2 separate regions of the Homo sapiens genome follow, and region 1 is linked to region 2. The links are chromatin contacts, found by Hi-C or POLR2A ChIA-PET in ENCODE. All regions are on one chromosome and are shown on one strand. Each heading gives the region's core, a stretch centred on a gene start or an enhancer-like site at or near the end of the contact. The rest is flanking DNA. Distances are from core to core; before and after follow the strand shown.

The links. Hi-C counts contacts between places; a loop is a spot of excess contacts on that map. ChIA-PET counts read pairs that join two places held with the same protein, here RNA polymerase II (POLR2A). Pooled maps may share reads with other maps.
Region 1: a pooled map shows a loop between it and region 2 (4-fold over the local background). The contact joins two enhancer-like sites. A Hi-C loop is called at or near these places in 1 of 168 maps with a recorded cell type or tissue (PC-3) and 7 of 50 pooled maps. POLR2A ChIA-PET finds 5 or more read pairs at or near these places in 8 of 52 experiments (A673, BJ, CD8-positive, alpha-beta memory T cell and 5 more).

The regions. Positions count from the first base shown.
Region 1 is chr15:89,935,154-89,938,931 of GRCh38, reverse strand. It overlaps the pseudogene LOC100421368. Among named protein-coding and RNA genes, the nearest start is that of ARPIN-AP3S2, 24 kb to the right of the region's middle. Within about 2 kb of position 1,976, at least 4 of the 41 ENCODE cell types and tissues checked have a DNase peak (open chromatin) inside an H3K27ac peak, as active enhancers do.
Region 2 is chr15:90,068,659-90,072,830 of GRCh38, reverse strand. All of the region lies in intron 2 of ZNF710 (zinc finger protein 710), which reads right to left. Among named protein-coding and RNA genes, the nearest start is that of ZNF710-AS1, 11 kb to the left of the region's middle. Within about 2 kb of position 1,375, at least 11 of the 41 ENCODE cell types and tissues checked have a DNase peak (open chromatin) inside an H3K27ac peak, as active enhancers do.

The DNA of each region.
Region 1 (3,778 bases), core at 727-3,226, 130 kb after region 2:
ATCATAGCTCACTGCAGCCGTGGTCTCCTGTGCTCAAGCAATCTTCCCACCTCAGCCTCCTGAGTAGCTGGGTCCACAGGCACGTGACATCACACCCGGCAATTTTTTTTTTTTTTAAGTAGAGACAAGGTCTCAATATATTGCTCAGGGTGGTCTTGAACTCCTGAGCTCAAGCAATCCTCCTACTTGACTGGGATTACAGGTGTGAGCCACGTAGCCTAGCCATCTATCTATATATACTGTATTGTAGTGTATATAATTAATCTAAAGTCTCCCTGATTTCTCTGTTTCCTGAGTTTGGTATCTCTGTTTTAAGGTTGTGTTTTTCCTCAAATATTTTTTGATTCCTGGATGTGCGACTGTCTTTTGTATTTGAGCATCCTTGTTAGCTTTCACAGAAGACCTTGACAATGGGCTAGTCATAGGTATTGCTCACTTCTTGCTTCCTAAAGAGCAGAAAGTTAATTCAGTTTGGGCAATTGCATGTTCAGCCAGCTCAGGTAACAAATCATGATTGTTCTAAATCAATTGTTGTAATTCCAATTCCGTTTTTTTTCCAGCCTCTCTTGCAGCAGGGCTGATGTGTGACAAAGTTCTGGCCAATGAGATGTAAGTGGAAGCCTACTCAGGAATTTCTGGGAAAACTTTTACTTTATCATAAAAGGGACACTTTTATGAGTGAAAACTCAGTGACACCACATCTTTCCCTTCTTCCTTCGACATGATGTTGTGTCCGGAGTTGGTTCCTTCCAGTGGGTTTGTGGTCTGGCTGACTTGAAGAATGCAGCAGCAGACCTTTGCGGTAAGTGTTACAGCTCTTAAAGGCAGCACAGACCTGAAGAGTGAGCAGCAGCCAAGATTTATTGTGAAGAGCAAAAGAACAAAGCTTCCACAGTGTGGAAGGGGACCTAAGCAGGTTGCCACTGCTGGCTGGCCGGGCGGGGGGGGGGTGTGGGGGGGGGTGTGGAGGGGAGCTTTTATTCCCTTATTTGTCCCCACCCATGTCCTGATGATTGGTCCATTTTACAAAGTGCTGATTGGTCCATTTTACAAACCTTGGGCTAGCTACAGAGCGCCAATTGGTGCATTTTTACAGAGCACTGATTGGTGCATTTTACAAACCTCTAGCTAGCTACAGAGCGCTGATTGGTGCATTTTACAATCCTCTTGTAAGACAGGAAAGTTCTCCAAGTCCCCACTCGACCCAGGAAGTCCAGCTGGCCTCACCTCTCAATGTTATATCTGAAGTGCGGCAGCCATCACATGACCATAAGGAAGCTGTATACTAAGGATGATGAAGTGGAGAGGTAGAAAATCTGTTTTCTGTATAGCTTCCTTGAGTTAGAGACACTAAACCTGAAACCACCTATCTCTAGACATCTCGTGATGTAATTTAATTAAATGTCTTTTTTGCTTGAGTCATTATTAGTCAGATTTCTTATTATTTGCTAAACATTACTAACTAATGTGACCAGTGTGTGACACTGTGACTGTTTGCTACATCCTGAATCCAATTATTATGGTAGAGGAATGGGATACTTTGCTGGGTGGGTTGAGCAAGTAGCTTATGTTTTTCTCGTGTTGGTGGTCTTCCAGAGCACTGCCTTACTTTTTGAGCTCAAGTTTTCACCCTGCTACTCCTTTTTTGTTGTTGTTGTTACAAAATATTGAAAACTAATAAGATGTTTATTGAAAGAACAGCAACACAAGCCAAAATAAACCTATAACAATAGACATAATGAAACAAAAACCAAAATTCACTGGGGAGGAAAAAGATTTAAACAAACATCCTGGGAATTCCTATCTAGGGCACTCCTTTGTGTGCCAGGCGCCCATTATGTGTCAAACGTCATCTGATAACATCGGTGAAAAATCTTCATTCACACTTTCTTGGTGCAGAAGACATAGACCTGATGACGAAGTCACTGCGAAGTGGTTTCTGGAAGTGTTTTCTGGTGGCGTCTTAAGGTCGCGGGCCGACCGAAGGCTCTTGGACGCTTGGAACATATTTGTAGGATTTCTCTCCGGAGTGGATGCGCTGGTCCTCCTTCAGATTCGTCTTGTAGGTGAAAACTTTCTTGCAGTCTTTACATTTGAAGGGCTTCTCCCCTGTGTGGCTTCTCTTGTGGCACTTCAAGTAGGACTTCTGGGTGAACTGCTTCTGGCAGACGTCACACGTGTAGGGCCTCTCCCCAGTGTGGGTTTGCTGGTGAAATTGCAGGCCTATGCCCTGCCTGAAGCGCTTCCCACAGAGATTACATTGAAAGAATCTCTTTCCTGTGTGTGATCTCTTGTGGATGGCTAGCTTGCCTCAATACTTAAACCTCTTATTGCACACCTCACATGCAAAGAGCAGCAGTTCCTTAACTTCTTGGCCATCGGGGTGACTGACCGGGCCCGCAGGGCCTGGGGGATAGACTGAATTTATCTCAGCTTGTCCCTGTCACCCTGCTACTCCTGACTGCAGGCAGAGGCCTCTGCTGTCCTCTGTTTGGTACAAGCAGGGGAGGAAAGCAGGGAGCCAGACCCTTGTTCCTACTGTGATGCCTGAATTAACCACCTTCATGGTGCCCCAGAGCTTCCTCCTCTTCCCCGTATCTACCGTCTCCAAGCTTAGAGCCCCTAAGATGCTCTTGACTTGTAGAGCAATCTTTTCTTGCATGTGGTTTAGGCTGTGGTTTCCTCCTGTAGTCTAGCTTCATTCTCCTTCTGCCTTTCAGAGGTTCCTGATCATTTATGGTCTACTGAGAGCACTCTGTTTTCCAGTGTTGCCACTGTGTGTGTGTGTGTGTGTGTGTGTGTGTGTGTGTCTGTGTGTGTCTGTGTGTCTGTGTGTATCTATGTGCCTACTTCACATCTGATCCAAAAAGTGTGATTTGTATTCATGAAAAGAATAGGCCGGGTGCAGTGGTTCATGTCTGTAATCCTAGCAGTTTGGGAGGCAGAGGCAGATAAATCGCTTGAGCTCAGGAGTTCGAGACTAGCTTGGCCAACATGGCAAAACCCATCTCTACAAAAAAATACGAACATTAGGCAGACGTGGTGGTGTGTGCCTGTAGTCCAGGTACTTGGGAGGCTGAGGTGGGAGGATTGCTTGAGCCTGGGAGGCGAAGGTTGCAGTGAGCTGAGATCACGCCACTGCACCCCGGTCTGGGCAACAGAGCCAGGCCCTGTCTCAAAAAGAAAGAAAGAAAGAAAGAAAGAAAGAATAGTCAGCCTTATTTTTAAATATCTAAATTCTCTCTTCTAGGACTCTATCTGAAGAAATAGCAGAATTATAGTCGAAGTTTTATATTCAAAGATTTCCTTTCCAGCAGTATTTGTGTAATAGGATTAATATCTTACAAAGTATCAAAGAGCCTTTCCAAGTACAGAACCTTCTGTGTGTGGCTTGAAGCATCCAGCCTGCCTAGAGGCAGAAGAGGTGTGGGAAGTAAAAGTATTAAGGTTTACTAGAATTCATTATTTCTTTGAAATTGATACGTGTCCCTATAATCAATGTTTGCTGACAATAGCTGTTGGCCAGGCAGTAGTTTCGATATGGTTGTCATTGTCTGCATATATGAAAACTTGATCTGAAAACCTTCTATTAACACCTTCTATAAGATTAAAAGAAGAAAAAGGGACAGGAGGTGCAGCATAAAAACCTGCAGAATGAGGCCAGGCGCAGTGGCTCACGCCTGTAATCCCAGCACTTTGGGAGGCTGAGGCGGGTGGATCACTTGAGGTCAGGAGTTCGAGACCAGTCTGGCCAACATGGTGAAACCCTGTCTCTACT
Region 2 (4,172 bases), core at 126-2,625:
GTAACGATCCAGATACCTGCTGTCTCCTGCCCCCAGGGTGGATGTGTACATAAGGTCTGTACTAGTGCACTAAGGCAAATGTGTGCTCATTCATTCATTCATTCAACAACCATTTACCGGGCACCTGCTCCAAGCCAGTACCACACTAGGCGGCAGGGGTCTGTCGCCAAGAAGACACAGGGTCTGCCCGCTGTCTGTGGACTATTTCATCAGATCAAGGACACGTGTATGTGTTTTTATCCTCCATGCTGTCTCTTGGTGGCCTTTTTGGTTCAGACCCTTTTGATAATATGATTGAAGCTATGGACACCCCCCCAAAAATGGCACTTAGGTCTATGTAGAATTTCGAAGGGTCTCAAACTCCCAGAGCCTATCCACTCATCTCTTGAAAGTGTTTTCCTAATTTCCCTGGTGATAACAGCCACCTGTAGTTCTCATCCAACATACAGCCTTGCAGGCCGCTCCCTGGAGGGTCTAATTCATGGGGCCTGGGATGGGCCCAGGAATTTTTATTCTCAACAGGGCCCCCAGATGATTCTTATCATTGATGGACTTTGGGCTATTCACCCCCAGGAGACATGGATTCCAGGAGAAAACCCACTGGTTTGGACTGTGAACTTTCTTTTCTACGGTTTGGAGGTCACTCCCAGAGCAGGACAGGGTGTTGTGTGCAAAGGGGTCCAATTTATTATCCATGGAGGAAAATTAGGATAAAAGCTGGGAGCTGGGCTGGGCACGGTGGCTCACACCTGTAATCCCAGCATTTTGGGAGGCTGAGGCAAGAGGATCACCTGAGGCCAGGAACTCAAGACTAGTGTGGACAACATAGCAAGACCCTATCTCTAAAATTTGAAAAAGGCCGGGCACGGTGGCTCATGCCTGTAATCCCAGCACTTTGGGAGGCTAAGGTGGGCAGATCACAAGGTCAGGAGTTCGAGACCAGGCTGGCCAACATGGTGAAACCCTATCTCTACTAAAAATACAATAATTAGCTGAGCGTGGTATGCGCCTGTAATCCCAGCTACTCAGGAGGCTGAGGCAGTAGAATTGCTTAAACCCAGGAGGCGGAGGTTGCAGTGAGCTGAGATCACACCACTGCACTCCAGCTTGGGTGACAGAGTAAGCCTCCGTCTCAAAAAAAAAAAAAAAAAGAGTAAAAATAAATAAATAAAAGAAATTTTTTTTAAGTTGGGAGCTGTTTTCTTTTTGATGAGTTAGTAATTTAGTAGGAACCCAGTGGGACATGTGTCTGTGGTCACAGCTGCTGTCTTAACTGCTTGTTTGGTATAAAAACTTTGTATTATAACTTAATGGTTCCCGTGTCTATGTCTCTTAGCAGCAGGGACTGTGTCTTGTGCTGTATACCCCCTCCTGACACATCGCAGATGTGTATGACCACCAGGGGGCCCTGCCATTCAGGAGTTTCTTTTATAAACACATGATGTGCACATTGTACAAATTTAGGCTGATAATAGGGACATTTCCAGTTTTATTAGCCTTTGGTTTTTGCTTTCAGCTTTTCTTCACAGTATTAACACTCTGTGGACTTGGGATTTTTTTTTTTTTTTTAAGACAGAGTCTTGCTTTTGTTGCCCAGGCTAGAGTACAGCGGCACGGTCTTGGCTCACTGCAACCTCTGCCTCCCGGGTTCAAGCAATTCTCCTGCCTCAGCCTCCCGAGTAGCTGGGACTACAGGCGCCCACCACCACGCCCAACTAATTTTTGTATTTTTAGTAGAGACGGGGCTTCACCATGTTGGCCAGGTTGGCCTCGAACTCCTGACCTTGTGATCTGCCCGCCTCGGCCTCCTAAAGTGCTGGGATTACAGGCGTGAGCCACTGTGCCAGGCCCTGGACTTGGGATTTTTAAGTCCCCCAGTAGAGGAGAAAGATGGCAAATATATAGCATATATGCTGTCACCCTGCACAATCACTCCTTGCAGACATTAACAATCCATCATAGGGTTTTATTGCCAAGCCTAGATTCAGTTTCAGAATCCTTTTCTCTTTTTGGAGACAGAGTCTTGCTCTGTTGCCCAGACTGGAGTGCAGTGGCGCAATCACAGCTCACTGCAGCCTTGACCTCCTGGGCTCAAGCAATCCTCCTGCTTCAGTCTCATGTGTAGCTGGACCACAGGTGTGTGCCACCATGCCTGGCTAATTTTTTGATTTTTTTCTTTTTTTTGAGATAGAGTCTTGCTCTGTCACCTGGGCTGGAGCACAGTGGTGTGATCTCGGCTCACTGGAATCTCTGCCTCCTGGGTTCAAGCTGGGACTACAGGTGCACACCACCACACTCAGCTATTTTTAAAAAATATTTTTAGTAGAGCCAGGGTTTCACTATGTTAGCCAGGCTGGTCTCAAACTCCTGGGCTCAAGTGATTCTCCTGCCTCAGCCTCCCAAAGTGTTGGGATTACTGTTAGCCATTGCATCCAGCCCAGAATTCTTCCTTTTTTTTTTTCTTAAAAAAAAAAAAATGTCTTGCTATGTTGCCCAGGCTAGAGTGCAGTGGCTATTAATAGGAGCAATCATAGCCTCAAACTCCTGGGTTCAAGCAAACTTCCCACCTCAGCCTCCTGAGTAACTGGGACTACAGGTGTGCAGCACCATGCCTGGCTAGACTCTTTCTTGACATTACATTTTAGGCAGCTACTAGCAGTTGACTGCAGGAGCCTCTGCAATGAAACCTACAAATTGCTGGTTTCTAGGCCTGGCAGGGTATTAACAGCTCCCCAACTCCCTATAGTGTCTACCGTGAGAGACAGGGTCACAAGTTTGACCTGGAGTATCACTCATAGGCCACCGTTATGGGGAGAGGAAGCTCTATGTACATTCAGCTTTGAAGGGTAAAGTTGGTGGGATTTCGGTGGAAACCATGGGGCAGCCAAGTACCAGAGTGGGATTGTGGGACCCAAGGGGCCTCATTCCACCTACCCGGATATGAGGGCCTCTCAGAGGAGGTGATATTGGCTGAAAAGCGGGGAGGCTGGTGGCTGAAGGCGGGGAATGGAGGGCAGGGGAGTACGGGTCAAGGCTGGGTTTAGGGACATGGTAGATTAGAAAGTGCTGCTCAATTTCTGCCTTCCCGAGCCACTGTGCCTAGTTTAGCCATATTCTAGAACTACCTGTACTTTTCCATAACAAATATTTTTCCTTACATCTTCTCTGCTTTGAAAATTAAATATATTTAGCCTGTTCTTAAAGGGAAGTCACAGGTTTTGATTTGCTTTTGTAATGACAAGGAACAAAGGACACCCTCTGTACTTCTGACCACTGAGCCAGGACGCCTCCCTGTTGCATCCTGGCCTCTCTCTGGCCTCTGTCCTCCCATCTAGAAAATAGGGAGGGTAAGATACTTCAGTGATCCTCAAACTGTGTTCCTTGGGTCTTGCAGGGGTTATAAAAATGATTTTTTTTTTTTGGAGACAGGGTCTCAGTCTGGTTGCCCAGGCTGAAGTGCAGTATCGTGATTTCAGCTCACTGCAACCTCAGCCTCTCAGGCTCAGGTGTTCCTCCCACCTTAGCCTTCCAAGTAGCTGGGACTATAGGTGTATGCCACCACACCCGGCTAATGTTTAAATTTTTTTTTTTTTTTTTTTTTTGAGATGGAGTTTTGCTCCTGTTGCCCAGGCTGGAGTGCAATGGTGTGGTCTCGGCTGACTGCAACCTCTGCCTCCCGGGTTGAAGCAATTCTCTTGCCTCAGCCTCCCAAGTAGCTGGGATTACAGGCATCCACCACCACACCCAGCTAATTTTTGTATTTTTAGTAGAGACAGGGTTTCACCACATTGGCAAGGCTGGTCTTGAACTCCTGACCTCAGGTGATCTGCCCGCCTTGGCCTCGCAAAGTGCTGGGATTACAGGCATGAGCCATCACGCCTAGCCATGTTTAAATTTTTTTGTAGCGATGGGGTCTCATTATTTTGCCCAGGCTGGTCTCAAACCCCAGGACTCAAGCAATCTGCCTGCCTTGGCCTCCCAAAGCGCTGGGATTACAGGCATGAGCCATTGTGCCTGGCCAAATACATGTTTTTGAATGCATAAAGCTTTACTACTTAAAAAACTAATTTCAATTAGTTTCTAATACTAATTGATTTCTAATACTCATCAAAATAAGTACGTAACGATAAAACTAGGAGACCACCTAAATGGTCCCATCTGGGACTTTGGAA